Regions from separate parts of the Homo sapiens genome. Here region 1 is linked to region 2. A link is an interaction called in ENCODE POLR2A ChIA-PET data of the cell type or tissue named here. Cell type or tissue: PC-9. All regions are shown on one strand. Each heading gives the region's core, and the rest is flanking DNA. Links, peaks and the distances in the headings are about the cores only. Region 1 overlaps RPAP2 (RNA polymerase II associated protein 2). Region 2 overlaps EVI5 (ecotropic viral integration site 5).

What was found. ChIA-PET counts read pairs that join two places held together with the same protein. Peaks named below come from ENCODE experiments on the same cell type or tissue, not always from the same donor. Only the 100,000 strongest peaks of a DNase experiment are listed, where the experiment ranks them.
Region 1: POLR2A ChIA-PET joins it to region 2 with 10 read pairs; 2 of 35 experiments call an interaction of 5 or more read pairs at or near these places.

The regions. Positions count from the first base shown.
Region 1 is chr1:92,397,474-92,414,441 of GRCh38, reverse strand. It overlaps RPAP2 (RNA polymerase II associated protein 2), which reads right to left. Exons shown (of 13, transcript NM_024813.3): 13 at 12,386-16,968. It also overlaps the pseudogene RN7SL824P. Among named protein-coding and RNA genes, the nearest start is that of GFI1, 81 kb to the left of the region's middle. In PC-9, for the core only: no CTCF peak of the experiment used is centred there; a DNase peak (open chromatin) is centred at 9,621.
Region 2 is chr1:92,616,462-92,633,429 of GRCh38, reverse strand. It overlaps EVI5 (ecotropic viral integration site 5), which reads left to right. Exons shown (of 20, transcript NM_001350197.2): 15 at 7,496-7,636; 16 at 9,096-9,254. Among named protein-coding and RNA genes, the nearest start is that of GFI1, 140 kb to the right of the region's middle. In PC-9, for the core only: CTCF peaks have their summits at 9,839 and 10,038 (motif pointing right); no DNase peak of the experiment used is centred there.

The sequences.
Region 1 (16,968 bases), core at 7,320-12,319, 220 kb after region 2:
GCCTCAGCCTTCCAAGGTGCTGGGATTACAGGCATGAGGCACCATGCCTGGCCCAAACTGACATTTTTTAAGCCAGTAGGTCTTCTCCAAGAAAATGCCATAGCTTTCTATTACCCAGATATTGTTTTATATCTTCTAATACATGTTCTTCATTTAGGTTTCAGTGTCTTTGTATTAAATAGATCTCTAAATGTGTTATAATTTTGGCTGCCTAAGTGCAATACTTTCCCCATTTCCTTTGTAGTGCTTGCTGCTGGAATAGAGAAAGGTTATGAATTTTAAAATGTTTATCTTGTATCTAGCCACCTAACTAAAGACTGGAAGGTCACTTGGTGAGATTAGGGAAGGGGTGGCAGTTGAGTGTGTTGAAAACTGTGAGACACTGTCTTGCCCTAGAGCCTGAGTGGGTCAGGAAAGTAAGCAGACCAAGGAAAAGCAGAAGAATTGACTGTGTGTGTAGGGCATTGTGTTAGTAGAATTCAGTTCTATTGTGAGGAGCTGTGAGTAACAGTGACCTAAAAACAGTGGATTAAACATAATGACATTTCTTTCTTTCTCATATAAAAGAAAGCCTATTGTAGGCAATTCAGGTTCTACAGTTCTGCGGGACCCAGATTGCTTCTAGCTTTCCATTCTGCCATCCGTCAGGTGTGACCCTTATCCTTATGGTCCAGGATGAAGTCCAGCCATCATATCCATGTTCCAAGAAGGATGGAGGAGAAGAAGATGAGATGAAGGGTACATTCTGGGTGTATTTTAAAGAAATTTCCTAGAAGCTGCCACATAATAATTTTACTCACATCTTACTGACCAGAGCTGAGTGATGTGGCCGTGTTTTGGTCTAAGGGATGCTGGGAAATATTTTTATTCCAAATCAAGATCCTAAGGTGGTGGTAATAGACATATTAGGGTTGGTAGTCAGCAGCCTCTGTGCAGGCACATTTGTGGGGTGGTAGAGGCATGTGATTTTCTTCTGTAGCTCTTCTTAGCTACCAGTACAGAAAGGAGAAGGCAAACGGGACATGGTGCAGGGGGTTGGGGGGCAGCAGAATATCAGTACCAGGCATGGAGGGTGTGGATGAGAGAATAGTTTAAGCTGTGTTGGAAAGGAGAGAATGCTGTTTGGGGGATGATAAGCTGGGAGAAGGAGGAGGGATCAAGGGACTAGCGATCTCAGAGGGATTAAAAACCAGATAGTGTGGCTGTGGCAGTAGGTGATGGATATGGAAGGGAGATGAGGGTCACTCAATATAAGGAGGGTAAGGCATGGCCTGGGACGGTCCTCCCACTGCACACTGGACTGCAGGAATATGGCAGGAGACACAAAATACAGGGAAGCTGGTGTAGCCAGATGGTGTGATCCCCAAGGCAGTTCCCTGGGGGAGGAGAGTAATGGTCTAGAGGAGCACAGGAGTGTGAGAACACTGACCTTACCTGCAGGCCTAATCTGCTGACCCAGGTAGATACACAGGTGTAGCAGAATAAAAAGCCATCACTGAAGATAGCTGATAGTCACACCTGTGACTGGGGGATGACCAGGCCTTAGGGAGGCCAAGATGAGGAGAGAGCATTCTGTGAGAAGATGAAGGACGAAGAGGATTGATTTGCCATGGAATGAGGATCCAGTGTGCATAGAGGAAAGCCTTGCAGAGAAAGGGAAAGGGATTTGGGAGAGGACACAGAGCAGTGTGGTGATGAGAATGTGAGAAAGAACAAATGAGAAGGCTTATATTTTGGACACTGACTGAAGACTACAAAATGTAATGTCTGGGCTGGGCACAGTGGCTCATGCCTGTAATCTCAGAACTTTGGAAGGCCGAGGCATCAGGATCTCTTGAGATGAGGAGTTCGAGACCAGCCTGGGCAACATGGTGAAACCCTGTCTACAGAAAATTTAAAAATCAGCTGGGCATTGTGGTGCATGCCTGTAGTTTCAGCTACTTGGGAGGCTGAGGCAGGAGGATTGCTTGAGCCCAGAAGTTCAAGGTTTCAGTGAGCTATGATTGTGCTACTGGACCCCAGCCTGGGTGACAAAGAAAGACCCTGTCTCAAAAAAAAAAAAAAAAAGAAAAGAAAAAGAAAAAGGAAAAAAAAAGAAAGTAACAAGTAACATCCGGATGTAAGGGGTCCATACAGATCTCTAGGTTCAAGTTGTCTTAGAGAAGACCCAAGCCGTGGCCCCAGAGCAACAGACAGGTTGAGGCAGGGCTGCTGCCTTGTGGGCAAACTCAGGGATGGGCTCTCGGTGGTCAGCAGCCACACCAGGGATTTCCAAAGGTCTGAATGTATAGCAGTTGCAGGCCATAAAGAGACGCTTTCCTTCCTTGGAAGCCTTCATTGCCTTGCTCCTAAGGTATCCAGGATGAAGTCAGCCTCAAAACAACTACTACTCACACTGTCAGCTGCTGGAGACAACTCCGGCTGCTCAGCAATGCCAAGAATCATGCTCTTCTAATATCCATTTTGATTTGAAATCTTTTATGTTTGAGATGTACTTTTCTCTGTTGACAATGGGCTGGGTTTGGCCTACTCATTAGGTGTGGAACTCCCGGCTTGTGGTAAAACTTGATTGGAAAACAATTTAAACACATTTCCTGGTAAATGTATAAATATATATAGATGTTGGTTGTTCCCCTCCCCACCACCAGCACACACTGAAGAAGAAGCAATTTGAAGCAATTCAGACATGCTCAGCATCTGGCCCTCATAAAAGGCCTGGGGTGAGTCATGACTGTGCACCAATAGAGAGGGCTTGTTTTCCTTGTGGAGAGGACTGTATTTACCTCCCATTCTGCCCATGGCCCTTTCTATTGCTTTATGATGATAAGTCTGATTTGTGAGCAAAGAGACTGGTAAAATAAGAATATGGGGAAAGGGAGCAAGGAGAAAAGGAAGAGGACCCAGACTGCTACCTATTCAAGGCAAAATCAGCAGTTTTGGGGAGAACAAACTGTTTTTGCTTTTGAGGAGCCAGATAAAAGGCAGCAGAAAGAGCCTTGGCTTGTGAGTTAGGGGATGGCACCCTTCTTCTAGCTATAGGCCACTCAACCTATTGGCACCTGTTTGCGCATCTGACAAGTGGGACCAATAATTGTTGCCCTATCCAGTTGAGAGGAAAGGAAAACTCTTGTTTAAAAGCACTGTTAGGTGCCAGTTGTGGAGTGAGCTCCTTAAACATGCCATCTCATTTAATACTGAAGATAACTCCCATGATGTCATGAAACCATTCTTTGGCTGAAGAAACTGAGAATTGAGAGGCTATGCTGCTTGTCCAAGGGCACAAAGCCTGTCAAGGCTCAAACCTCAAACCCATGTCTGTCTGTCTCCAAATTCTGTGTAGTTCCTATTACTTCATACTGACATTGATGTCAAAGGATACATTAGGATCTCCTGCTGGGAAGGGGAAAAGCACAAGGTAGCACCCCAGTTCCAAGGCCTGGGGTATCCCTGTGTCCTTGGCCCCCACAGAAGGCTGAGCCCAGCCCAATTCTGTTTCCTTAGAGCACTGGTCGCTGCTGTGGGAGCAGGCAGGTTGTTAATCTGATAAACCGCTTCCTGCCAAGGTGGGAGGGGGAGCTAAAGGGTTGCTGTATTGCCATCCCAGTGGCAGGTGGAAGACTCCAGTGACTTTGCTCACAGAAGCACTCTAGGCTTACAATCTGAAAGGATGAGAGCTTTGGGGTCAGTCAGACTTCGGTGGGAGTCCTGGCTCTGCTTCTTGCTAGCAGTGTGACCTTAACTCATCTTACCTTCAGTTTCTTCATCAGTAAAATGCAGATAAGCATGCTCCCCATAAAAGGTGGATGTTGTGAATATTAAATGAACTGCTGTGGGAAATGTGCCTACCACCGTAATGCACAACTGAGTAAAAGGCAGCTGTTATTCCATGGAGGTGGTGAGCAGACCTCCAGAGGAGCTGCATAGGCATTGAGCAGTTTTTGTGTCCCATCCCTAAGTCCACATCATGGTCAATCATTTGTTTAGCGAATGCATTCTAAACACTCACTGTGTTGGCTGCTGGGGACAAGCAGGTATGAGATAGCATCATCCTTGCCTTTGTAGAGCTTACAGTTGAGCTGGAACCACATGGCAGGGAAGTATCTGTTATAGTCACAGAGGTGACAGGGCCTGGAAATGTAAGCTTGACCACCTCAGTGGGGTCTCTTAGAGAGTCTGGCATTTTAAAATCCAAGCCTCCTCTCCAGGTGTAACAGGGGCCCTTTCGTGGAGTTGTGGGACACACACCTTCCTTGGTAGAGACAGGAAAGGCTGGGCTGCCAGCCTGCTGGGCGAGGGGTGGGGTGGGGGGAAGGAAGAGGAGGAGGAGGAGGAGGAGGAGCTGCTGCTGCTGCTTTGGGGGTGGGTGGTTGAACAGGCAGCCCTGGAGGTGCTTCCCATCTAATGCTGGAAAAAACTACCACCTTTGGCAGAGACGGACTGATGCCTCCATAGCTCAGAGTTTATGGTATACTTTACTTATTATCTGAGGCATTTATAGACTGTTAGGTGTTGCCGTATCTGCCAGGGATGGTAAATGTGACAAGGACCTGTTCCAGTTCCAAGCCCACTGACTCACCAGTCACCTTGACATTGAGCAGGTCAGTGATCACACTGAACCTCTCCTGAGGCAATAAAGTGAATGTCTGGGTCGAGGAATAAAACTTGGAGAAAGGGCTCAATGCCAGTCAGCTTGATAGGAAGCCTATGGTACACCTCTCTGGGGATTAAGTAGAGGGTAGGTACAAGGTTCACTCATCTGGGCTTTCCAGATCTACTACATCCAGGCTCTTCCCATCTCACCCTATCCTATCATCCTGCTTGTTCCTCAACAACCAATATCCACACCAAGCTAGCAGGCAGGTTCCTCAAGATCCCCCAAACACATGGAAGCTCATTCCCACCTCATTGATTTTGTTTAAGATCAGATCCCTACTGTTTCACTTTTCTTCAGCTGTAATTAGCTCATTTCTCAAGCCCAGCTCTCATTCTGCCTCCCCCAGAAAGCATTCCTTAACTTCCACAGCACACACTGACCTTTCTCCTCTGGATCACCCCATTTTAGTAATGATTCATTAATGGACTCCTTGATTAATTCAGTCAATGCATGGCAAGCCTTACCTGTTCTAGATGAAAAAATACTTCCAAAATCTATCCACTTCTCTCCATCTTCACTGCTTCCACCCTAGACACCTCTTGCTTGGATTATTAAAAACCCTTGTAGCTGGTCTCTCTACCCTCACTTTGCCTGTCTCCAACCCCTGCATACTCCATGCACTATCCAGTGGTCTTTTATGAAGGTAAATTAGCTCCGGTCACTCCCCTGCTTACAGTCTTCTAGTAGCTTCCCAGAGTCCTCACCACAGCCCACAAGTCTCTGCTAATCTAGCACTTGGCTGTATTCCCAGCCTCTTCTCATTCCATCATTCCTTTTGCTCATTCTGCTTCAGGTACCTCAGCCTTCTTTCAGTTCTTCCAAAAGGCCAAACCATTACTATTGCCTTAGGGCTTTTGCATGTACTGACCTTCTACCTAAAATGGTCTCAGCTCCTCAGTGTTTGCCTACTCCTCATCACTTTGCTCTCTGCTCTCAAATGTCACCTCATCAGAAGGTTTTCCTTGAGCACCCATCTGAAGTAGCTCTTGCCCTCTTGAAGTCACAACTTATATCATTATACTATTTCCTTTTATGTCTTAGTCTGTTTTGTGTTGCTATAACAGAATACCGCAGACTATGATTTATAAAAAAAGAAATTTATTTCTCACCATTCTGGAGGCTGGGAAATCCAGTATCAAGGTGCTGGCATCTGATGAGGGCCTTCGTGCTATATTATTCCATGGTGGAAGGTGGAAGGGCAAACCAGTGTTTGAGACAGAGAGAAAAAGGGGGCCAAGCTCCCATGATAACTTCTTCTGTGATAATGGCATTAATCCATTCATGAGGGCAGAGCCCTCATATTGTCATCATTTCTTAAAGGTCTCACCTCTTAATACTGTCATAAGTTTCAACATGAGTTTTGGTTTTGCTTGTTTTTGTTTTTGTTTTTTTTGTGTGTGTGTGTGTGTGTGTGTGTTTTTTGACACAGTCTTGCTCTGTCACTCAGACGGGAGTGCAGTGGCTCAATCTTGGCTCACTACAACCTCCACCTCCTAGGTTCAAGTGATTCTCCTGCCTCAGCCTCCTGAGTAGCTGGGACTACAGGCGTGTGCCATCATGCCCAGCTAATTTTGTATTTTTAGTAGAGACGGGGGTTTCACCATGGTGGCCAGGCTGGTCTCGAACGCCTGAGCTCAAGTGATCCACCCACCTTGGCCTCTCAAAGTGCTGGGATTACAGGTGTAAGCCACTGCACTGGGCCTCAGCATGAGTTTTCGAGGGGACATTCAACTGTAGAACTTTATATCACTAATATTTTTTAACTTGTATTTCCTTGTATTGTGTGCTTTTCACCACTAGAGAGGAAGCACCTCCGGATAGAAACAATGTCTTTTCACTGCTATATCCTCAGAGTTTAGAATAGTGCTTATGAACAAAACCAATAAATATTGACTAATCATTTATTAAATGGTTATTAAATGCCTTCAATGTGTGGAGCCCTGAAAATCAGTAATTACTACGACTGATTAGAGATACGAATGCCTATCCTGGAATACGGTTTCTCAAAGGTTGTCCACAAAACTCTGGTGGTCTGTCAAGGAGTTTGCAACTGGTTTGATAGTTTCAGAGTAAAGAGTGATGAAACAGTTTTGTTCATATACACTTAACTGTTTAAAATATAAGATTAAGGGCTGGGTGTGGTGGCTCACGCCTGTAATCCCAGCACTTTGGGAGGCTGAGGCAGGTGGATCACCTGAGGTCAGAAGTTTGAGACCAGCCTGGCCAACATGGTGAAACCCCATCTCTACTAAAAATACAAAAATTAGCTGGATGTGTTGGCATGCACCTGTAATCCCAGCTACTCGGAAGGCTGAGGCAGGAGAATTGCTGGAACGCAGGAGGCAGAGGTTGCAGTGAGCTGAGATCATGCCACTGCACTCCAGCCTGGGCGACAGAGCAAGAGTCTGTCTCAAAAATAAATAAATAAATAAATAAATAAATAAATAAATAAATAATAAGATAAGGTTTTCTGGCTGAGCGCGGTGGCTCACGCCTGTAATCCCAGCACTCTGGGAGGCCGAGGCATGCAGATCACTTGAGATCAGGAATACGAGACCAGCCTGGACAACATGGTGAAAGCTTGTCTCTACTAAAATAGAAAAATTAACCAGGGATGGTGGCACATGCCTGTAGTCCCAAGTACTCGGGAGGCTGAGGCAGGAGAATTGCTTGAACCCAGGAGGCGGAGGTTACAGTGAGCCGAGATTATGCCACTGTACTCCAGCCTGGGTGACACAGCAAGACTCTGTCTCATTAAAAAAAGCTAAAAAGAAAAAGATTACAACTATCATAGAAATTTTATTATTTTATTAATAATTGTTTCATGACGTTTACTGCAAGGACTATTTTGGCTAGTTCATCATAGCCAATTTCAGTTATCAGTTATAGTTTATTTTGAATATGTTTCACATTATGAGTGTTAAAATCTTAGTCATAAAAATCTATTTTTTTTGAGACAGGGTCTCTATCTGTGACCCAGGTGAGTGTGCATTGATATGAACATGGCTCACTGCAGCCTCAACCTCCCAGGCTCAAGTCATCCTCTCACCTCAGTGTCCTGAATAGCTGGGACCACAGGCACAAGCCACCATGCCTGGCTAATTTTTTTTTTTTTTTTTTTGAGACAGAGTCTTGCTCTTGTGGCCCAGGCTGGAGTGCAATGGTGCGATCTCAGCTCACTACAACCTCCACCTCCTGGGTTCAAGCAATTCTCCTGCCCCAGCCTCCCGAGTAACTGGGATTACAGGTGCCTACCATGCCCGGCTAATTTTTTGTATTTTTAGTAGAGACGGGGTTTCACCATGTTGGTCAGGCTGGTCTCAAACTCCTGACCTCAGGTGATCCACCCGCCTCAGCCTCCCAAAGTGCTGGGATTACAGGCATGAGCTACTGCACCCAGCTGGCTGGCTAATTAAAAATAATTTTTTTTTTTTTTGTGGAGATGGGCTCTTGCTATGTTGCCTAGGCTGATCTCAAACTCCTGGACTCAAGCAATCCTCCTGCCTCAGCCTCCCAAAGTGCTGGGATTACATGTGTGAGCCACTGCACCCAGACAAAATCTACATTTTTGTTGTTACTATTGTGTTGCATTATTTCTCATGATTCAAAAGTAGTTCATCAAAGAGTAAAATTAATGATGAAGAATAATATTGTCAATAGTGCAATAGAGAATAATGTTGTAAGTGTAAATACTTAATAGGGTTACACTATGAATACACACCATGAATCTTTATGAGCTAGGAGAATATAATCAGCAGGAGTGCTGATTTGGCACAGTAGCTGAAAAAGAAGAGTTCAAATAGGAAATACAGTGCTGAATATCTGAAAATTGGACTTTATTGGGTTGTGAATGATCCCTAAGGATATTGTTTCTTGTGATGCTTTGTCCGATAGTGGCAAAGGCCATCAAAGTTAAAAAAAAATATGGTTACTTCTCTGGTAAATCAATGGACATTTTCCAGAGTATGTGTAGGATATGGATTTTGTTAATAAAGGTAGAGCAGAGACCAAAATTACAGAGGTATTACTTAAAGTTGTACTTAGAGCAAAAACATATACAAGTCATACTACTGTAAGGATGCTTGAATAGTCAGCTTAAGTTAAACTAATGACAAGCATAGGGCTTGGAGAGAAGGCAGAACAAACCTGGCATAGTTCTTTTATCAAAAGATCCTGTTGAAAGTAAGTAAAGAAAACAACTGGATGTGGAACTGACTTATGGCTCAAGCCAATCCTTATCAAAATGACCACAGACACCTTGGCAAAAAGTTGAGAACAATTTTTTTTTTTTTTTTTTTTTTTTTTATGAGACGGAGTTTCACTCTTGTTGCCCAGGCTGGAGTACAATGGTGCAATCTCGGCTCACTGCAACCTCTGCCTCCCAGGTACAAGCGATTCTTCTGTCTCAGCCTCCCAAGTAGCTCGGATTACAGGCATGCGCCATGATGCCTGGCTAATTTTTGGTATTTGGTAGAGATGGAGTTTCACCATGTAAGTCAGGCTGGTTGTGAACTCCTGACCTCAGGTGATCCACCTGCCTCGGCCTCCCAAAGTGCTGGGATTACAGGTGTGCGCCACCATCCCTGGTGAAAATAATCTTATTCCTCTGTTTTGGAATAATTACTAATTTGAAAACTATTATGTCTTATGTTTGTAATTTAAAAAATTGAAGTAGGCTGGGTGCAGTGGCTCATGTCTGTAATCTCAGCACTTTGGGAGGCTGAGGTGGGGGGATCACTTCAGCCCAGGAGTTCAAGACCAGCCTGGGCAACAAAGTGAGACCCTATCTCTACAAGAAATACAAAAAATTAGCCAGGCCTGGTGGTGCACACCTGTAGTTCCAGCTACTCAGTAGGCTGAGCTGGGAGGATGGCTTGAGCCCTGGGAAGTTGAGGCTGCAGTGAGCTGTGATTGCATCACTGCATTCCAATTTGGTGACAGAGTAAGAACCTGTCTCAAAAAAAAAAAAAAAAAAATTGAAGTAGATTTCCATTTAAATGTGGTAGACTGAACACATGTTTTCTCCATACTACCTCCCAAAATTTGTTGGTAATTTTTTTTTTTTTTTTGAGATGGAATCTCGTTCTGTCATCCAGGCTGGAGTGCAGTGGGGTGATTTCAGCTCATTGTAACCTCTGCCTCCTGGGTTCAAGCAATTCTTGTGCCTCAGCCTCCTAAATAGCTGGGACCACAGGCACATGCCACCATGCCCAGCTAATTTTTGTATTTTTAGTAGAGTTGAGGTTTTGCCATGTTGGCCAGGCTGGTCTTGAACGCCTGACCTCAAGTGATCCACCCACCTCAGCCTCCCAAAGTAAATACTTTTTTAAAAAGCATAAATGACCTTTGGCTTTAATCTATGATGAAGTATTAGGGACAATATTTATCCTGTCAATGTAAACAGGAAGAAACTGGACAAGATGTATGAAACAGCTGTTTTCTGATACTGAATTAGAGGTAGCACAGGATTGTGATTCTTGAGAAAGGAGAAACAAATGAAGTGAGCTTTATTATCACCTAGGTTTCTATTTGGAGGCACATTCTAGACCATGGAGCAAGGAGAGAAATCCTAAGCAGAGCACAATCCTCTCACTGAGTTGAAGAGAGAGAGGCAGAGAGAGAGACAGTGATATTGGAGTAGTTCAGGGAGGCTGAGGCAGCTGAAAGTTGGGAAAAAATTCAGATAAGGGGGTGTTATGCAGAAGTGCTCCAGAAATCTGCACTGGGGTCTCATTAAGTTTTTTTTTTTTTTTTGAGATGGAGTCTCCCTCTGTCACCTAGGCTGGAGGGCGGTGGTGTGATCTCGGCTCACTGCAACCTCTGCCTCCCAGGTTCAAGCAATTATCCTGCCTCAGCCTCCCAAGTAGCTGGGATTACAGGTGCCCACCACCGTGCCTAGCTAACTTTTGTATTTTTAGCAGAGATGGCATTTCACTGTGCTGGCCAGGCTGGTCTAGAACTCTTGACCTCGTGATCTGTCCACCTCGGCCCCGCAAAGTGGTAGGATTACAGTTGTGAGCCACCGTGCCTGGCCTCATTTTCTGAATGCTAAGAAATAATACTGGCTGGGCACGGTGGCTCATGCCTGTAATCCCAGCACTTTGGGAGGCTGAGGTAGGTGACTCACTGGAGCCCAGGAGTTCAAGACCAGCCTGGGCAACATAGCAAGACCCCACCTCTCCAAAAACTACAAAAAATTACTCAGGCATGGTGGCACGCACCTGTAGTTCCAGCTACTTGGGAGGCTGAAGTGGGAGGATCACCTGAACCCAGGAGGCAGATGTTGCAGTAAGCCAAGATCATGCCACTGCACTCTAGCCTGGGCAACAGAGTGAAACCCTGTCTCAAAAAAAGAAAAAGAAAAGAAATAATACTAAGATGTGATGCTGAAAAATTTTCTACATTTGTTGAGAATGCTAATGCAAAAATTCAAGAAACTCAATGAACCCCATGCAGGATAAACCTACACACATACAAACTCACACCAAAGCATATAATCAATTTGCTGAAAAACAACTGATAAAGAGAAAATTTTTAAAAGCAGCCAGAGGAAAAAAAGATACAATATATACAGAGAAACCAAGATAAGAATTACTGCATACTTATAGTCTAAAGCTATGCAAGCCAGAAGACAATGGAGTGGTATCTTTGAAGTGCCAAAAGGAAAAAAAAAAGGACAATTTGAAAACAAGTGAAAATATCCTTCAAAAATGAAGGCAAAATAATGTGGTTTTTTTTTTTTTTTTTTTTTTTTTTTTGAGACAGACTCTGTTGCCCAGGCTGGAGTGCAGTGGCATGATCTTGGCTCACTGCAATCTCTGCCTCCCAGGTTCAAGCAATTATCCTGCCTTAGCCTCCCAAGTAGCTGGGATCACAGGCATCTGCCACCATGCCTGGCTAATTTTTGTATTTTTAGTAGAGATGGGGTTTCACCATGTTGGCCAGGCTGGTCTTGAACTCAGCCTCAAGTGATCCACCTGTCTCGGCCTCCCAAAGTGCTGGGATTACAGGCGTGCACCACCACACCCAGCTGTTTTCTTTTGAGACTGATCAAGAGAAAAGAAGACTCAAATTACCAGTATCTAGGAAAAGAGAGAACACTGCCAGATGCGGTGGTGCACGCCTATAGTCCCAGCTATTCAGGAGGCTGAGGTGGGAGCACTGCTTAGACCAGGAGTTCTTGGCTGTAATATGCATGCCAGTCAGGTGTCTGCACTATGTTTGGCATCAGTATGGTGACCTCCTGGGAGCATGGGGACACCAGGTTGCCTAAGGAGGGGTGAACTGTCCCAGGCTGGAAATGAAGCAGGTAAAAACTGCTGTGCTGATCAGCAGTGGGATTGTGCCTGTGAATAGTCACCTCACTCCAGCCTGGGCAATACAGTGAGACCCTGTCTCTTAAAAAAAAAAAGAGAGAAAACACTACTAAGATTCTACATTAATTAAGGGAATAGTAAGAGGATATTATGAATGACTATGCAAATACATTTGAAAACAGATGAAATGGAAGAATTCATTGGAAGAAACATGTTTCCAACAATGACACAAGAAAAAACATTCCTAAATATACATATTTTAATGAAAGTATTTAAAGTCATAATTACAAATTGTCTCATAAGGGAAATTCACAGGCTGAGATGATGTCACTGGTGAATTGTATCAAACATCTAAGGAAGGAATAATAGAATCCTTCATCCATGCAGAAGTTTCAGAAAATAGAATTGGGCAGTACACATTCCAACTCATTTTATTAGGCCAGTATTACTTTGATTTCAAAACCAGACAAAGATGTTACAAGAAAAATTACAAACCAATATCCTTCAAACATAGGCAAAATCCTGAAGAAACTAAAATGAATACAGCAATTTACAAAGAGGAAAATGCATCATGATCAGTGGGTCTTATCCCAGGAACGCAAGGTTAATTTAACATTTAAAATACCAATGAGCATAATTATACAACCTTAGCAGAAATAAGGAGGAAAAAAACTTGGATCATCTCCATAGATGCATTAAAAGCCTTTGACAAAATTCAACACCCATTTATGATTTAAAATGACAAAAACCTTTTAGCAAACTATGAATACCAGGGAACATCTTCAAGCTGAGAAAGGGTCTCTAGGAAAACTTACAGCTGACATTGTACTTAATGGCGAAAGACTGAGTACTTTCCCTCTAAAATTAGGAACAAGGGGAGGATATGTGCTTTCACCACTTATATCCAGTATTGTTCTGAAGGTCCTAACCAGGGCAGTAAGGCAAGACATATGGGTTGGCAAAGAACAAGTACAATAATCTTTATTTGCTGATGACATGATTGTGTATGTAGAAAGTCCTCAGAATTCTACAAAAAAGGGACTAGAACTAAGTAGTAGGGAAAGTATTGTCCTAAAAATGGTCCTTATTCCATAGATACTTTTACCTTTATTGCCAACATGAGTAGCTGGCTTTCTTGGGGTGTTACTTTCCACAAAAAAGTCAAGGCATTAATCACAAGGAAAGCAAAGTATGTGTGTTTGCTGCTTTTATTGAATTGATCTTTACAGAAGTGAGTTAGAAAGGTCTTCAGTAATAGCTTTCTCTCTGATATGGTCCGGCTCTGTGTCCTCACCCAAATCTCATCTTGAATTGTAATCCAAATTGTGATCCCCACGTGTTGGGGGAGGGACCTCGTGGAAGGTGATTGGATCATGGGGGTGGTTCTCCCCTGCTGTTCTCATGATAGTGAGTTCTCATGAGATCTGATGGCTTTATAGAGGCTTTGCCCCACTTTGCTCTGCACTTCTCCTTCCTGCCGCCCTGTGAAGAAGGTGCCTTTCTTCCCCTTTGCCTTCTGCTATGATTGTAAGTTTCCTGAGGCTTTCCCAGCCATGTGGAACTGTGAGTCAATTAAAACTCTTTCCTTTATAAATTACCCAGTCTGGGGTATTTCCTTATAGCAATGTAAGAATAGACTAATACACTCTCCCATTTGGTAAATTTTCCTTCTCTGCCCTAGAGGATTTCCGAGAGAAATTCCTAAAGCCACAGAGTTCTTTTTCCAAACTCTTTTTCCAGCCTCTAAAGGGCTGCTTGGTGGGTTCACGGTCTCCCAACCTAAAACTAATTGTGAAGGCTCCAAACAGAAAAATTCTGGACCTTAAAACCAATGCGTGGCTGGCCACAGTGGTTGACACCTGTAAGCTCAGCACTTTGGGAGGCCAAGGTGAGAGGATTGCTTGAGGCAAGGAGTAACATAGTGATTGAGACCTGGGTAACATAGTGACACCCTGTCTCTAAAAAATATAAAATTAAAAAAAATATTAGCTGGGTATGGTGGTACGTGCCTATAGTCCCAGATACTCTGGAGGTTGAGGTGGGAGGATCGCTTGAGGCCAGGAGTCTGAGGCTATAGTGAGCTATGACTGTCACTGTGCTCCAGCCTGGGTGACAGTGAGACCCTGTCTCAAAAAACCCCACAAAACCAAACCAAGGTATACTCTGACTCCAACCAGGATCCCCTCCGTAAACTCAGCTTTCCCTCTGGCGGTGACCCTTGTTCTGCAAAGGAAGCCAGGGTGAAGGGGAGGGAATCTCAGTTTAACTCACTCACAGAGGGTGGCTTCCCTAATCCCAAGTGGGTTTTGATTGAGTCCTGTTTTAGCTCCCTCTCTCTCTCCAGAGCTCATTGGGCTTTTTGTTGCTTAGTTAGATGAGCCATAGACAAGGAGTTTGAGACCTGGGTTTTAGCAACTGCTCTGCTAAAACTGGCTGATCTTGTGGAAGATAAACCTCATTGAGTCTTAGTTTGTGCTTTTTTTAAAGTGAGATATTTAGTTAGACTAGTGATTTTCAAACTCTTTTTCCTAGTAGCAAGACTCTTTGTACGAAGAAAATCTTATCTGGATGCCCAACCCAGACAAGAGAGGTTAAGAGTCATTCTGGTTGACTTTGAAGGTGGACTGTCTTTTCTCCCATTGTGGCCATAGTGAAAGTGACTCTGTCTAAAATTTAGTGTATTTTTTCCCCCCAAAGATGGATAATGTGTTAATGGGACGATGTGAGAAGGATAAGAGGTAAGGATGTGGGAGTGAGCAAGGTGACAGATCATAGGCTATGCTTTTTCATATAAAAAATGAAGATGGGTATTACAGAAGATATTACTAAATTGTTTCTCTGAAAAGTCTTATAACTTATGACATGAAACTACATTAAATTATATGTGTCAACTTCAAAACATTACAGTACCTGAAGTGGACACTGCTTTGGCTGTATGACCCCAGTAAGGTAGGGTCAGATGGGCATCTAGGGGACTGGCTTTTCCTGCTTATCTAAGTGATAGAAGTTTTCACTGTTAAAACTTCATTTTATTGCTCTTATTTTTGTCACAAGTCCTTATGAGCTTGGTTGGGTGAAGGGTCACCCAGAAAAGAACCAGCTTCCACTTTCTTTAATTATGCAAACTAGAGCTAGGTGACTGAGAACTTGCTTTTGGTCTGCAAGACATAGGGAGTTTTGCAAGCCCCAAGGGAGTCCAGAATTTCCTGAACATGTTGCAAGGTGGCTGGATGGCTTTCTTCTGAAGTCATGCAATATTGTCCTTCACTTTGGTTATGACTGCAGAGGTGCTGGGAAGCAAAATGAAAACTATCACCTTGAAGCAGGCTTTTCTTCATAGGCCCCAGAGGTGAGGCCAGCTCATTTAAAGGGAATGGCTTGTGCTGCTGCTTTCATCTAAAGGTATTTTGATCCAATTCCACCTCCCAGCTCCTTTATTGGTAATGTTTTCCAAAACACAGTATTTTTGCTGAGGGAAGGACAGGCAAAGGCCTGAACATTTAGAGAGTAGAAAACTGGCTGGGTGTGGACCTTTTACAAAAGTTCATATTTTGCTAGTTTAATTTGGAAAAGGACACATGAATTCTCACAGAAAATGAGCTTTATTGGGGAACAATACATTTCATGAAGGCATTTCTTTATCAGGAATCACACAGGCAGCCCCACGCAGTCACTGCCCCACACCTTATCCTTCAGCTTGTGCTGCACAGGAGAGGAGTGGCTGGGATTCCTGACTAGGGCTTTGATGAGAGTGCATGCACACTGGAGCATGCTTCTTGGCCTGGATGGCAAAGTCCCAGGAGCCAGTCCTAACTCAGACTCTGGCCTGCCTAGGTACATTTCAGATGAAAGTCACCCCTGCTCCTTGCCCCACCCTCAGTCCAACAAAAATGTGCTTCTAGAAATGCTTACTTTTCTTTTTCTACGAAGGGCTTATAATGTGAGGCTACTAAAGATTTTCAGATTTCAGAATAGTACCACTTACCTTGGGCTAGGTTAATTTTTTAGAGAATTGATCTTGTCCCCTAATGAGTAGGAAGATCAACTGGTTTTTGGACATGACTATAAGCAGAAGATGCTAAATAATACCTTAAAAAGACTCCACTGGCCAGGTGCGGTGGTTCACTCCTGTAAACATTTTTTAATTTTTGTGGGTACATAGTAGATGTATATATTTATGGGTTACATGAAATATTTTGGTACAGGCATGCAATGTGTAATAATCACATCAGGATAAATAGGGTTTCCATCATCTTAAGCACTTATCCTTTGTGTTACAAACAATCCAGTTATACTCTTCAGTTATTTTAAAATTTTATTTTTTGAGACAGTCTCACTCTATTGCCTAGGCTGGAGTGCAGTGCCACAATCATGGCTCACTGAAGCCTTGACCGCCTGGTCTCAGGTGATCTTCACCCTCCTGAGTAGCTGGGACTATAGGCGTGTGCCACCATGCCCGGCTAATTGTTTACTTTTTTGTAGAGATGGGGTCTCCCTATGTTGCCCAGGCTGGTCTCAAACTCCTGGGCTCAAGTCATCCTCCCACCTCAGTCTCCCAAAGTGCTGGGATTACAGGCGTGAGCCACCGTGCCCGGCCAGGGAGCTCTTTCAGATTGGCTCCTGTGTCTGTCTGACATGCTTCTATCCTTTTGTTTTTGAGCACTTGCTTAGTTTCTGGTACTACAAGATGCTCCAGGCTTATCTTGCATTTTTTTGGCTCTAGCCTTAGAACCTAGCTATTTTCTCAAGAAGCCTGGGTTCTTTTCTATTGGAAAATATTTAGAAACCAAAATCCAGCACAGTACTTTGAACTGAATTCTGCTTCAGTCCTCCCAAACTAACATAAACTTGGCAGAAGTGTATGGGAGGCAGATGCAGCACCCTCCCAAAGCAGCTGGCCCTGTGGTGACTTGGTGGCAGTTGTCCACTTGGATCCTTAGTTTCTATACTGAGCTACTGGCTCCTCACCTGAGGTCTCTAGACTTGTAGGGCATGTGA
Region 2 (16,968 bases), core at 7,847-12,846:
CCATTACATAATGGTAAAGGGATCAATTCAACAAGAAGAGCTAACTATCCTAAATATATGTGCACCTAATACAGGAGCAACCGATTCATAAAGCAAGTCCTTAGAGAGCTACAAAGAGACTTAGACTCCCACACAATAATAATGGGAGACTTTAACACCCCACTGTCAACATTAGACAGATCAGTGAGACAGAAAGTTAACAAGGTTATCCAGGAATTGAACTCAGCTCTGCACGAAGTGGACCTAATAGACATCTACAGAACTCTCCACCCCAAATCAACAGAATATACATTCTTTCAGCAGCACACAACACCTACTCCAAAATTGACCACGTAGTTGGAAGTAAAGCACTCCTCAGCGAATGTAAAAGAACAGAAATTATAACAAACTGTGTCTCAAACCACAGTGCAATCAAACTAGAACTCAGGATTAAGAAACTCACTCAAAACCGATCAACTGCATGGAAACTGAACAACCTGCTCCTGAATGACTACTGGGTACATAACAAAATGAAGGCAGAAATAAAGATGTCCTTTGAAACCAATGAGGACAAAGACACAGCATACCAGAATCTCTGGGACACATTCAAAGCAGTGTGTAGAGGGAAATTTATGGCACTAAATGCCCACAAGAGAAAGCAGGAAAGATCTAAAATTGACACCCTAACATCACAATTAAAAGAACTAGAGAAGCAAGAGCAAACACATTCAAAAACTAGCAGAAGGCAAGAAATAACTAAGATCGGAGCAGAACTGAAGGAAATAGAGACATAAAAAGCCCTTCAAAAAATCAATGAATCCAGGAGCTGGTTTTTTGAAAAGATCAACAAAATAGACCGCTAGCAAGACTAATAAAGAAGAAAAGAGAGAATAATCAAATAGACGCAATAAAAAATGATAAAGGGGATATCACCAACTATCCCACAGAAATACAAACTACCATCAGAGCATACTATAAACATCTCTATGCAAATTAGAAAATCTGGAAGTAATGGATAAATTCCTCGACACATACACCTTCCCAAGACTAAACCAGGAAGAAGTTGAATCTCTGAATAGACCAATAACAGGCTCTGAAATTGAGGCAATAATTAATAGCTTACCAACCAAAAAAAGTCCAGGACCAGATGGATTCACAGCCAAATTCTACCAGAGGTACAAGGAGGAGCTGGTACCATACCTACTGAAACTATTCCAATCAATAGAAAAAGAGGGAATCCTCCCTAACTCATTTTATGAGGCCAGCATCATCCTGATACCAAAGGTTGGCAGAGACACAATGAAAAAAAGAGAATTTTAGACCAATATCCCTGATGAACATCAATGTGAAAATCCTCAATAAAATACTGGCAAACCGAATCCAGCAGCACATCAAAAAGCTTATCCACCATGATCAAGTGGGCTTCATCCCTGGGATGCAAGGCTGGTTCAACATAGCAAATCAATAAATGTAATCCAGCATATAAACAGAACCAATGACAGAAACCACATAATTATCTCAATAGATGCAGAAAAGGCCTTTGACAAAATTCAGCAGCCCTTCATGCCAAAAACTCTCAATAAATTAGGTATCAATGGGACGTATCTCAAAATCATAAGAGCTGTTTATGACAAACCCACAGCCAATATCATACTGAATGGGCAAAAACTGGAAGCATTCCCTTTGAAAACGGGCACAAGACAGGGATGCCCTCTCTCACCACTGCTATTCAACATAGTGTTGGAAGTTCTGGCCAGGGCAATCAGGCAGGAGAAGGAAATAAAGGGTATTCCATTAGGAAAAGAGGAAGTCAAATTGTCCCTGTTTGCAGATGACATGATGGTATATCTAGAAAATCCCATCATCTCAGCCCAGAATCTCCTTAAGCTGATAAGCAACTTCAGCAAAGTCTCAGGATACAAAATCAGTGTGCAAAAACCACAAGCATTCTTATACACCAATAACAGACAAACAGAGAGCCAAATCATGAGTGAATTCCCATTCACAATTGCTTCAAAGAGAATAAAATACCTGGGAATCCAACTTACAAGGGATGTGAAGGACCTCTTCAAGGAGAACTACAAACCACTGCTCAATGAAATAAAAGAGGATACAAAGAGATGGAATAACATTCCATGCTCATGGGTAGGAAGAATCAATATTGTGAAAATGGCCATACTGCCCAAGGTAATTTATAGATTCAATGCCATCCCCATCAAGCTACCAATGACTTTCTTCACAGAATTGGAAAAAACTACTTTAAAGTTCATATGGAACCAAAAAAGAGCCTGCATTGCCAAGTCAATCCTAAGCCAAAAGAACAAAGCTGGAGGCATCACACTACCTGACTTCAAACTATACTACAAGGCTACAGTAACCAAAACAGCATGGTACTGGTACCAAAACAGAGATATAGATCAATGGAACAGAACAGACCAATGGAACAGCCCTCAGAAATAATCCCACATATCTACAACTATCTGATCTTTGACAAACCTGAGAAAAACAAGCAATGGGGAAAGGATTCCCTATTTAATAAATGGTGCTGGGAAAACTGGCTAGCCATATATAGAAAGCTGAAACTGGATCCCTTCCTTACACCTTATACAAAAATTAATTCAAGATGGATTAAAGATTTAAATGTTAGACCTAAAACCATAAAAACCCTAGAAGAAAACCTAGGCAGTATCATTTAGGACATAGGCGTGGGCAAGGACTTCATGTCTAAAACACCAAAAGCAATGGCAACAAAAGCCAAAATTGACAAATGGGATCTAATTAAACTAAAGAGCTTCTGCACAGCAAAAGAAACTACCATCAGAGTGAACAGGCAACCTACAGAATGGGAGAAAATTTTTGCAATCTACTTATCTGACGAAGGGCTAATATCCAGAATCTACAATGAACTCAAACAAATTTACAAGAAAAAAACAAACAACCCCATCAACAAGTGGGTGAAGGATATGAACAGACACTTCTCAAAAGAAGACACTTATGCAGCCAAAAGACACATGAAAAAATGCTCATCATCACTGGCCATCAGAGAAATGCAAATCAAAACCACAATGAGATACCATCTCATACCAGTTAGAATGGTGATCATTAAAAAGTCAGGAAACAACAGGTCCTGGAGAGGATGTGGAGAAATAGGAACACTTTTACGCTGTTGGTGGGACTGTAAACTAGTTCAACCATTGTGGAAGTCAGTGTGGCGATTCCTCAGGGATCTAGAACTAGAAATACCATTTGACCCAGCCATCCCATTACTGGGTATATACCCAAAGGATTATAAATCATGCTGCTATAAGGACACATGCACACGTATGTTTCTTGTGGCACTATTCACAATAGCAAAGACTTGGAACCAATCCAAATGTCCAACAATGATAGACTGGATTAAGAAAATGTGGCACATATACACCATGGAATACTATGCAGCCATTAAAAAGGATGAGTTCCATATCCTTTGTAGGGACGTGGATGAAGCTGGAAACCATCATTCTCAGCAAACTATCACAAGGACAAAATACCAAACACCACATGTTCTCACTCATAGGTGGGAATTGAACAATGGGAACACATGGACACAGGAAGGGGAACATCGCACCCTGGGGCCTGTTTTGGGGTGGGGGGAGGGTGGAGGGATAGCATTAGGAGATATACCTAATGTTAAATGACGAGTTAATGGGTGCAGCACACCAACATGGCACATGTATGTATATTTAACAAACCTGCACATTGTGCACATGTACCCTAAAACTTAAAGTATAATAAAAGAAAAAAAGAAAAAAAAAGAAAATTTCATCTGAGTGTAGTTGTTAGAACTGTCCAATCTAGAACAAGTTACCTCAGGATATGTAGGAAGTTCCTTTTAGCCTGAATGTACTTACAGAAGCTAACTTCTTTTCAAGGATATTAAAGAACATCAAAGATGAGATAAGTAATGGGAGTAGAAGAACTTCAGGTTTCTTATAGCTTTCAGATTTAAAAGTTCTAGATTACAAACTCCAAATCTCTTGTTTCCTTATCTGTAAATTTATTGGTGGCCTGGGCTCTGTGTCGTTTGTTCCTTTTTACTCTTAGGTAATAGCTACCTACTGAATCCAAAAACCTGATAGATAATGGACATAACAGTCTCAGGTGTTTTTAACTATTTTCTTAATGAAACAGAACAAGTGTAACTAGAATCAGTAATGGAATAATTTTGCTAGAAAGCTCCTTCCTATTTTTATATTTCTGGATAATGTATTATCTCGATTTGTTGAGAAAAAAAGCCAGCAAGAATGCTGAAAGAAATGGCTAACAGAATATTTGGTCTTTAACTTAGGCGTATTCTGGGTTACATGATTTAGAGCAGAATCTGTGTCTTACAATTAGAAAGATTTTGAATATTTGATAGAAGTGTATTTGGGTTCCATTCAAAAATGGATTTCGTAAGTGGCTGTGTTGTTTTTCATGTTATAAAGTAGAAAGGAATTTGAAAGGTAGCATGCTTCCTATGGTAATTTCTTCCTGCAGCATCCTCTTTTTTTCTGCTTCCAGCAGTCTTTTAAATGAATATGCAGTAAATTTTTGGTTTTCAATTGAGAAAATATTTAAAGTCCATTATAAGAAAGTGTAATTGGTGAGAATAACTTCATTCCATCATCCCTATGAGCAAAAATTTGCATGTGTACCGTGAAATATTTAGAGATAGAAAATTTCATAGAATCAGGCCTTGAAATCTCAGTGTTACCTCAGTTTACCTTTTTATCTAGGGAGCTTTCCCTACGGCCTCATTTTGGATCTCTTGGTAACTCTCCAGAGAAGTTTGATACTGGGCTACCCTGTATCCTTTTTATCTTTTAATATGGTGGGAAATTGATCTAAGTCTTGTATCCGTGTGCTGGGATAATTGGCTAGCCACATGTAGGAGAATGAAACTGGATCCTCTTCTCTCACGTTATACAAAAATCAACTTAAGAGATGGATTAAGGACTTAAACCTAAGACCTGAAACTATAAAAATTCTAGAAGATAACATTGGAAAAACCCTTCTAGACGTTTGCTTAGGCAAGGATTTCATGACCAAGAACCCAAAATCAAATGCAATTAGAACAAAGATAAATAGCTGGGACCTAATTAAACTGAGGAGCTTTTGCACGGAGAAAGGAACAGTCAGCAGAGTGAACAGACAACCCACAGAGTGGGAGAAAATCTTCACAATCTATACATGTGACAAAGGACTAATATCCAGAATCTACAACGAACTCAAATCAGTAAGACGAAAACAATCTCATCAAAAAGTGGGCTAAGGACATGAATAGACAATTCTCAAAAGAAGATATACAAATGGCCAACAAACATGAAAATGTACTAAACATCGGCTGGGTGCGGTGGCTCACGCCTGTAATCCCAGCCCTTTGGGAGGCCGAGGTTGGTGGATCACAAGGTCAGGAGTTCAAGAGCAGCCTGGCCAAGATAATGAAACCTTGTCTCTACTAAAAATACAAAAAATTAGCCAGGCATGGTGGCCGGCGCCTGTAATCCCAGCTACTCGGGAGGCTGAGGCAGAGAATTGCTTGAACCCGGGAGGCAGAAGTTGCAGTGAGCCGAGATTGTGCCATTGCGCTCCAGCCTGGGCGACAGAGCAAGACTCCGTTTCAAAAAAAAAAAGAAAAAATACTAAACATCACTAATGATCAGGGAAATGCAAATCAAAACCACAATGTAATACCATCTTACTTCCACAAGATTAGCCATAATCAAAAAATCAAAAAACAGTAGATGTTGGCGTGGATGCAATGAACAGGGAACACTTCTGCACTGCTAGTGGGAATGTAAACTAGTACTGCCACTATGGAAAACAGTGTGGAGATTCCTTAAAGAACTAAAAGTAGAAGTACCATTTGATCCAGCAATCCCACTACTGGGTATCTGTCTACCCAGAGGGAAGAAAAGGTCATTATTTGAAAAAGATACTTGCACACGCATGTTTATAGCAGCACAATTCACAATTGCAAAATCGTGGAACCAACTCAAATGCCCATCAATCAACAAGTGGATAAAGAAACTGTGGTGTATATATGTATATATATGATGGAATACTACTTAGCCATAAAAAGGAACGAATTAACAGCATTTGCAGTGTCCTGGATGAGATTGGAGACTATTATTCTAAGTGAAGTAACTCAGGAATGGAAAACCAAGCATCGTATGTTCTCACTGATATGTGGGAGCTAAGCTAGGAGGATGCAAAGGCATAAGAATAATTCAGTGGACTTTGAGGACTTGTGGGGAAGAGTGGGAGGGGAGTGAGGGATAGAAGACTACAAATAAGGTGCAGTGTATACTGCTTGGGTGATGGGTACACCAAAATCTCACAAATCACCACTAAAGAACTTACTCATGTAACCAAATACCACCTGTACCCCAATAACTTACGGAAAAATATAAATAAACCTTGTATCCATGAATCAAGTTAATTTCAGTCATTTCATTTGAATCAATTGGTAAATTGTTTAATTTGTATTAATTTCTTGACTGTTGATGTAAATAGTGACTAATACACAGAGATTTGATGCCTCTCAAAAATAACATGCTGAGGAAATACAACAAAAACAGATTTTGGACTACTATTTTCTATGAATATTTAAAAAGTAAATGATGTTCATGCTTTATCTGGAGTCCTGATCAGAAGTTAGTAAGTTTATTGCCATATTGAAAAAAATTTTAATCCTGTTGCTCCGTAACTCTGATTAGTATTTTATTAACAAATCAGAGTTAGATTTCTGTGTTCTCAAAATTAAGTGCAGTTCCCCTCATACATTGCTAGTGAAAATGAAAAGCAGTACAGCTGCTTTGGAAAAGTTTGGCAGTTTCTTAAAAGTTAAACATAGAACAATTACCATCTGAGCCAGCAGTTCTACTCCTAAGTATATCTTAAGAACATGGAAAGCCTAAGTCTACACAAAAACTTTTGCACCAATGTTCATAGCAACATTATAATAGTCAAAAAGTGGAAACAACCCAAATTTCTATTAACTGATGAATAAATAGATTAAATGTGGTATATCTATACAGTGGAATATCATTTGGCATAAAAAAAAGATTGAACCTTGAAAACATTGTTCTAAGTGAAGTAAGGTTGTCACAGAAAGCTATAAATACATATGATTCCACTTATAAGAAATGTCCAGGTAGACAAACTCATGGAAACAAAAAGTAGATTGGTGGTTGCCAGGGGATGGGGAAGTGGGGAATGTAGAATGACTGGTGATGAGTATAGGTTTTCTTTTTTGCATGATAAAAATATTCTGAAATTAGGTCATGGTGATGTTTAAACAACCCTGTAAATACTCTAAAAACCACTGGCTCTTGTGTATTTTAAAAGGGTGAGTTTCATAGTTTGTGAATTATATTTCAGTATAGCTGTATAAAATTAAATACATTTAAGTGTGGAACACAATAGCTGTTGTGTGTGCTGTATTTTATTCCTTAAATTTAAAAATCCCAAATTAAATTTTCTTCTTCTTTAGAGGAATAACTCCCTTCCTGATGAGAATAATATTGCAAGGCTTCAGGAAGAACTCATTGCTGTGAAACTTAGAGAAGCAGAAGCCATTATGGGTTTGAAAGAACTTAGACAGCAAGTCAAGGATTTAGAGGAACACTGGCAGGTATATTAATATATTTTGTGTGCTTTTTTAAAAGAGAGTAAAACCGAAATATCCAATTTGTAAGAGTTTGAAGTACCTGATGACCTATAGTAGATGAGTTTAAAGTGAGAGAGACCCTGTTTAATGTCAAAATTGAGAGTATTTATAAACTGAAAGTGCACTTAAGCTGTTTCTCCCTCTTTAATTCTTATAATAAAATAAAAGATACAGTAGACATCAGATAATATTTTTGTCATTGTACCATTGTGCCTTGTGTAACTTTTTCTGCAAACTGTGAAAGTGTTCTATATAATACATATTTTGTCTTAAACTTTGATATTAAGTCCATTGTTGGTTAGTGTGAAACACCAGAAGGGTGACAACATTATAAATTTAATGTATAAATTAGTAACTTAGTTACCTCACCAGATAAATGACATTTATCTGGTATGTGACCACAAATTTATTCATGTATGAGGGAAATGTTGACAAGGAACAAAATACATATTCTATATAAGGACCGAAATTAGGCCTTGACATTGTCATGCCTTTTTTTAAAACATGTTTTGACAAAGTATCAGATTGCAATAAACTTGAAATTTTAAAACAAAAAAGACAAAACTTGTCTTTTATCACAGATATTTTGAGAAACACTGCCCTTAACTTCTAACATTCCTTCCTTAATGGCCCCATTTTTTTTCTAATGTATTGGGATTTCATTGAAGATAATATGAAAAATCTCTCATTAAAAAAATTACAGTGAAAATTGTAATCTTTTCAAGAATTAATCCTCAGTATATAGAGAAAAAATTTGAACTGTATTTGAGTTTATATCCCAGATCTGCACTGGCTGTGTGTGATCCTCCTAAAGTTACTTAATCACAGTGTTCATTTTCTTACCTGTGAAAAGCCAAAAATGTTTCCACACACATTGCCAAATGTCCCCTGGCGGGGCAAAATTGCCCCAGTTGGGAACCAATAATGGCAATAATGTGAATGATGCTTCCTAAAGTTGTTTAATATGGTGACCCTAGGCAGTGAATTCTAAAATTGCCTGTCTTTCTTCTCAGGTCTCTCTTTTCTCCAATAAATTCTTTTTTTTTTTTTTTTTTTTTTTTTTTTTTTGAAGTAGAGACTAGAGACAGGGTTTCAACATGTTGGCCAGGCTGATCTCAAACTCCTGACCTCAGGTGATCTGCCCGCCTTGGCCTCCCAAAGTGCTGGGATTACAGGTGTGAGAGCCACTGCGCCTGGCCAATAAATTCTATCTTAAATATACTTAAGATCTGCAAAGGTCTTTTTATGAAACCCTTTTATTCAGATGATAATAGTGCCTGATTAATAGGATTTTCTAGGGATTAAATAAAATAATGTGTGGAAAGTGTTTTATATATCACAGGCCTGAAATAAGCGCTCAGTAATATTAGCTCTTATTTTGATACTGAGAGTATTTGTTGCAATATAATTTTTTATGCTTTAGCGCCACTTAGCTCGTACTACTGGGAGATGGAAAGACCCACCCAAGAAAAATGCTATGAATGAGTTACAAGATGAACTGATGACCATTCGACTTAGAGAAGCTGAAACACAAGCAGAAATAAGAGAAATAAAACAAAGGATGATGGAAATGGAAACACAGGTATGATGGGAAAGCCCAGTATCTTTAAAAAGTATCATTAGCTGATCAAGGGTTTGTGCACAGATTGTATCATCCCTAGAACAGAGATAAAAGGTAAAGATATGAAGCTGTATAGACCGCAGTTTTCTAGCCCAAATGAAGATGGCAAAAAATTATTATATTGGATTTCAGAGATTTAATCCTTCTTTGACCCATTCAACAAAGTTCAAGGAAGTCAAATTTTATTTGACTTTTTTGGGTAAAACTCATAGCATTGCCCTGTTGCATGACTTGAGAAGGAACACCATGCAGAGCAAAATTTCTCAACCTCAACACTTTTAACATTTTTGGCTAGAAGATACTTTGTTTTACGGAGCTGGTCCATGCGTTGTAGATGTTTAGCAGCATCCCTGGCCTCTACCCACTAGATGCCAGTAACGGCTCTCCTACCTCAGGTTGCGATGACCAAAAATGTTTCTGCACACATTGCCAAATGTCCCCTGGGGGACAAAATTGCCCCAATTGGGAACCACAGATGTATACTATAATGTGAATGATGCTTCCTAAAGTTGTTTAATGTGGTGACCCTGGGCAGTGAATTCAAAATTGCCCTTCTTTCTTCTCAGGTCTCTCTTTTCTCCAATAAATTCTATCTTAAATATACTTAAGATCTGCAAAGGTCTTTTTATGAAACCCATTTGCATGGTAAAGGCACATTTGGTTTTCATGTGGTACATTTGTTTGGACCATATTCTTATACTCTGTGAATGTTGTTTTTTGGCTTTTAAAGTATTTATTCAGTCAGTAGGGGGCATACTTAACTCATACATCATTCTGTATTCCAGTGCAAAATGATCATAATCTCAAACATGGTAACATGAATATGTAATTTCTTCAGAATAAATATATCTTGTTTTACATTGTTCAAAGTTATTTTCTTATATTTTTCTTGTATTATTCTATATAAAATACTTTCCACACGTTATTTTATTCAGTATAATTAAAATAGGAAGAGGTACTATTGAGATTATGAATAGTAGAAATCTTAAGTTTTACAATGGGAAGTTTTATTTTTGTAATCAGATTTTATTTTAGTATAGATACTAAAGATGAAAACACAGCTTTTAAGCCATTGTTGAGGATTTATTTCACAGTGGGTAGAGGTGAATAAATCAAATCCAGTAGACATGATTTTGAGAACTTGTGAAACACAAAGCACTGTCTCAGCCATTAAAGGACTTACACTTGAGAAATCAGGTATGCATAGACTATATTTAATATAATTCAGAAATTTGGTAAGTAGAGAGTTAGATAGGAATTGCTACGGAGACTAGGCGGGGAAAATTAATTTCAACTAGGTGGTTTGGAGAAAGATTTCCTAAGGAATTTGTATTGTGCTTAATACCATTGCTGACTAATAAGTGTGATTTTGGATGGATTTTGCTGGAAGCAGGATGGTAATAGGCACTGGTTCCTAAATGCCAGTATTTGGACTGGTGGTAATCCATGAAATTTTTACATTGATAAATGAAAAATAAATAAATAAAAATAGTATAGGGTAATGGTGGTGGTGTGTAGTAATCTAAAGATTATTGTATCAAACACCCATGTATTTAGATTAAGAAATTTGTCCATGTTTATACATGTAACTCCAGTTCTGTCATTTTAAGGACTTTTAGAAAAGTCTGTCAGTGACTATACCTCAATTTATTGATCCACTCTCCTTTTTGCTCTTGCAAACAGTGCTACTCTGAACATTCTTGCTTATGTTTCCTTGTGTATATCTTCAAGAGTTTCTTAAGTACAAAGGTTCTTACCGTTTTTGTGTTTGTGTCTGCTATCAACACTGTTGGCAGTCTGGAACCTGTGGACCCCTTCTTAAAATAATATTTTTTAATGCGTAAAACCAAGTACAAAGGATTGCAAAGGAAGCCACTTCTACTGAGGTACAGTTATCAAAATACTAAAAACATGTTTGTGCTGTAGATCACATAGAGATACAACACATTCCCATTGCTAGATTCAGGTTTTTAATATTTTAGATTTAGATTTCTTTTTTTTTTTAATTTTTATTTTTTAGACGGAGCCTTGCTTTGTCGCCCAGGCTGGAGTGCAGTGGCCAGATCTCAGCTCAGTGCAACCTCTGCCTCCCGGGTTCAAGCTATTCTCCTCCTCAGCCTCCCAAGTAGCTGGGATTACAGGCGCCCACTACCACGCCTGGCTAATTTTTGTATTTTTGGTAGAGACGGGGTTTCACCATGTTGGCCAGGCTAGTCTTGAACTCCTGACCTTGTGATCCACCCACCTTGGCCTCCCAAAGTGCTGGGATTACAGGCGTGAGCCACCGTGCCCTGCCTTGATTTAGATTTCTTAAGATAAATTGTACTACATTTTTTCCCATCTTAATTTCAGTTTATGTGTTTATATCTCTGATAAACAACATATAGATGGGTACTTTTTAAAATGCAGTCTGATAAATGATTGTTCAACTCTCAATAGGCTAAAAACCACTGAATATATGTACACTTGAGGGAGGTCAATTTTATAATGTGTGAACTGTATCTCAATAAAGCTATAAAAACTGGCTGGGTGCAGTAGCTCACGCATGTAATCCCAACATTTTGGGAGGCCAAGGCAGGTGGATCACCTGAGATCAGGAGTTTGAGACCAGCCTGGCCAACACGGTGAAACCCCATCTCTACTAAAAATACAAAAAAATTATCCAGGTGTGGTGGCACATGCCTGTAGTCCCAGCTATTCGGGAGGCTGAGGCAGGAGAATCGGTTGAACCCGGTAGGTGGAGGTTGCAGCAGTGAGCCAAGATCACGCCACTGCACTCCAGCCTGGGTGACGGAGCAAGACTCCATCTCAAAGAAAAACAAAAAACTAAAAACAATTTAGTCTCATAGTTTCTTTTGCTGTCAAGTTTGGTCTCAGTTTTGTAATTTTACTTGGATTGATATCTGTCACCTTGCTAGCTATTTTGTTTATTCCATCTGTTCTTTGTTTCTTTGTTTCTTTTTTTCTACCTTCTCTTGGATTTATTAGATATTTATTGTGATTCCATTTTTATCTTCACATTTGACTTATTTATTTATACATCTTTCAAGAGTTTTTTTAGTGGTTGTTCCAGGTTTTACAATAAATAGAGTTTACCTTCAAATAATAAATTATAAATAATAATAAATGAATAAATAACTATACACTTCATGTGTAATCTAAGGCTCTTACAACAGTGTGTTTTCAAATCTTTCTACCTCTTTTGTGAAATTGTCATACATTTTACATATTGTCCAAATATATATGCTACTAATTTTGCATTAAAGTTTTCTTTCATAGAAATTGAAAAACTTTTAATGAAATGTGTTTTTCCTTCAAGATATTCTGTTTCAGCACTCTTTCTTTGTGCAGATCCATGTTTCTGTCTGGTATCTTATCTTTTCTGCTTTAAGAAGTTCTTTTATCATTTCCTTTAGTGCTGGTTTTTGTTTGATAAAATGTTTATTTCTTCAATTTTAAAAGATATATTTGCAGGATATTGAATTCTGCCTTGACAGTTTTTTTCTTTTAACACTTTAAATCACTCTGCTATCTTCTTGTCAGAAACCATGCCAGCCAGGATTCTGTTGTAATTCTTATTTTTGTTCCTCAACATGTAATGTATTTTTTCCTCTGGTTGCCTTCAAGCTTTTCTCTTTGTTTGTAGCAGGTCGAATATGATATACCCAGATCTGGGTTTTTTTTTCTCTCTTTTTTTTTTTTCTCTGAGTTTCTTTGATTTATAGATTTGTGTATGCCACAAATTTTGGAAACTTCTTGGTTGTTATTTCTTTCTTTTTTTTTTTTTTTTGAGATGGAGTTTCACTCTTGTTGCCCAGGCTGGAGTGCAATGGTGTGATCTCAGCTCACCACAACCTCAGCCACCTGGGTTCAAGCCATGATCCCCTGCCTCAGCCTCCTAAGTAACTGGGATTACAGGCATGTGCCACCACACCTGGCTAATTTTGTATTCTTAGTAGAGACGGGGTTTCTCCATGTTGGTCAGGCTGTTCTCAAACTTCCGACTTCAGGTGATCCGCCCGTCTCGGCCTCCCAAAGTTCTAGGATTATAGGCGTGAGCCAGCACGCCCGGCCCTTGGTTGTTATTTCTTCAAGTATTTCTTCTCATGCTCCCTTCTTGAGGGGTTTCAATTATACATGTGTTAGATTGTTCAAGGTTGTCTAACAACTCTTGGTTGCTCTGTTCGTTTTGCCCCTATCATTTTTCTCTGTGTTTTCAGTTTCCATTGACTAAAACATTTTTACCGACAAATTATTAAGTTCACTCATTCTTTCCATTGCTTTGTCAAGTTGTTTGATGAGCCAACTGAAGGTATTCTTTACGTCTGTTACTGTTTTTCATTTCTAGCTTTTCTTTAACAAAAAAAAAATTTTTTTTTTTTCAAAGAGAAAAGGTCTCACTGTGTTGCCCAGGTCTCGAACTCCTGAGCCCAAGTGATCCTCCCATCTCAGCCTCCCCAAAGTGCTAGGATTACAGTCACGAGCCACTGTGCCCAGCTCATCTCTAGCTTTTCTTTTTGACTCATAGTTTTCATTTTTCTGCTATTACCTATCTAATTTTATGTTTTTCACCTTTCCCTTAGAGCCTTTAGCATATTAATCACAGTTATTTTAAATTCTCTGTCAGATGTTGTATTAGTCAGGGTTCTCTAGAGGGGCAGAACTAATAGGATATATATATATATATATATGGGAGTTTATTTCAAGTATTAACTTACATGATCACAAGGTCCCACAATAGGCTGCCTACAAGCTGAGGAGCAAGAAGTGCCAGTCAAAGTCCCAAAACGGAAGAGCTTGAAGTCCAGTGTTCAAGGACAGGAAGCATCCAGGATGGGGGAAAGATATAGGCTGGGCCAGTCTCTCCTTTTCACATTTTTCTGCCTGCTTTATATTCACTGGCAGCTGATTAGATTGTGCCCATCAGCTAAGGGTGGATCTGCCTACCCCAGCCCACTGACTCAAATGTTAATCTCTTTTGGCAACACCCTCACAGACACATCCGGGATCAGTACTTTGTATTGATCTTGGATACTAACTCAGTATTAACCATCACAAGTCCACCCCTTGTCAGCTTGAACTTGAACCTATGCACATCTCCTGAGATCATACATAATCTTCAAATAAAGACAATAATGAGGTAATAATTATGCCTAACATAATACAACTATCCTTTGTACACCTGGAAACACACCAATCCCTGACTCAAATACTATTACATAAAGTTAACAGTACTTAAATGCTGATATGAAGTCAATAAATCTTATGTCACATGATAAAATATATTTTCTTAGTACAAATGTATACATACACAAACATGATTTTAACAAAAGAAGGAGGAAATACTCATGACAATTACAGTCCTTGTTTCTGCAGCTGGTCACGTAGTGGTATCTGGTATTAATGACTAACCTTCCGTTACCCATTCTGTATTCCCTTTGCCTTCAGCAAGCACCTCAGCAGGTCATGTTTTTTTTCCTGGTGGAGTGACCCAAACCTTCATTCCTGAGGGGTCTGGGCCATCTGTAGTCCTGCCTGGATTGGGATGTTGTAGTTTCCCATTGACCTTAATCACAGGGCATGGTAATACTAAGATGCCCTGATGGATCTCCTGTATTCCATGCATACTCTTCTTTACCTCCGTTGTGGATTAGCAGACTGATTTCATCTTGATAGTCCGGGTCAGTCATCCCAGCCAACACTGTAATTCCCTTCTTAGCTTGTTGACTTAAAGGTAGGAACAGCCCGAAGTGTCCAGGTGGCAATCTTAACTTGCAGTTTAATGGAGTCGTTGTTGTGTCTTCTGGTGGTAGCGTTCCTCCCTCTGGAACTAAGACCTCTAGGCCAGCAGAATTAATGTTGAGGGAATAGGAAGCAAAAATTTTGCTAGTGGGTCACTAGGGGTGATGGTGAGTGGTGCCACTTGCACTTCCACCCCTTGATTCCTGGACCCGTGAATCGTGGCTATGGGAGAAACAGTACCATATGTTGGATGCTGATTCAGAGCATACATGGCCTTCTGGAGAACTTTGCCCCAGCCCTGCAAAGTATTGTCACCTAGTTGACATTGTAATTGTGACTTCAAAAGCCCATTCCACCATTCTATCCATCCAGCTGCTTTAGGATGATGGGGAACATGGTAAGACCAGTGAATTCCATGAACGTGAGCCTACTGCAACACTTCTTTGGCCATAAAGTGAGTGCCTTAGTCAGAGGCAATGCTGTGTGGAATACCATGATGGTGTTTAAGGTATTCCGTGAGTGCACAGATGGTGGTCTTGGCAGAAGCATTACATGCAGGATAGGTAAACCCATATCCAGAGTAAGTGTCTATTCCAGTGAGGACAAACCTCTGCCCTTTCCATGATGGAAAAGGTCCAATATAATCAACCTGCCACCAGGTAGCTAGCTGATCACCGTGAGGAATGGTGCCATATCAAGGGCTCAGTGTTGGTCTCTGCTGCTGGGAAATTGGGCACTTAGCAGTGGCTGTAGCCAGGTCAGCCTTGGTGAGTGGAAATCCATGTTGCTGAGACCATGTGTAACTTCCATCCCTGCCACCATGGCCACTTTGTTCATGGGCTTATTGGGCGACGATGGGTGGCTTGGAAAAGAGGCTGAGTGGTGTCCTCAGAACAGGTCATCTTATCCACTCAATAATTAAACTCCTCCTCTGCTGAGGTCACCCGTTGGTGAGCACTCACATGGGATACAAATGTCTTCACAGATTTTGGCCACTCAGAGAGGTCCATCCACATACCTCTTCTCCAAATTTCTTTGTCACCAATTTTCTAATCATGCTTCTTTGAAGTCCCTGACCATCCAGCCAAACCATTGGCTACAGCCCATGAATCATTATATAATCACACATCTGGCCATTTCTACTTCCATGCAGAGTGCACAACCAAGTGCTCTGCTCGAAGTTCTGCCCACTGGGAAGATTTACCTTCACCGCTGTCCTTCAGGGATGTCCTAGAAAGGGGCTGTAGTGCTGTGGCTGTCCACTTTCAGGTGGTGCCTGCATATCGTGCAGAACCATCTGTGAACCAGGCCCTGGTCTTCTCTTCCTCTGTCAGCTGATCATAGGGAACTCCCCATGAGGCCATCAGTGCGGGCTGGAGAAGAGAAGACAGGGTGGCAGGAGTGGAGACCATGGGCATTTGAGCTACTTCCTCATGAAACTTACTTGTCCCTTCAGGACCTGCTCAAGCCTGATCACGTACATACCACTTCCATTTGATGATGGAGTGCTGCTGTGCACAGCCCACTTCATGGCTAGATGGGTCAGAAAGCACCCAGTTCATGATAGGCAGTTCAGGTCGCGTGGTGACTTGATGACCCATAGTCACTTCATGACTATGATGAACAATGGTTCAGTTTCCACCAAAGTCCAGTAACAGGCCAACAGCTGTCTCTCAAAAGGAGAGTAGTTATCTGAAGAAGATGGCAGGGTCTCGCTCCAAAATCCTAGAGGTCTCTGCTGTGATTCACCTATGGGGGCCATGAATCTCTGTTTTTATAATTCAAATTAGTATTTTGCTCATTTGACCTAGAAGTTTTCTGCTTGTATAAATTAAGTAGGAATGAGCAGACTTCCTATCAATTTCACTTCTAGGAACACCGTGATTAATTAGCCAATGCCAGAGCTCTACACAAGTCAGACTATTCTGATTGC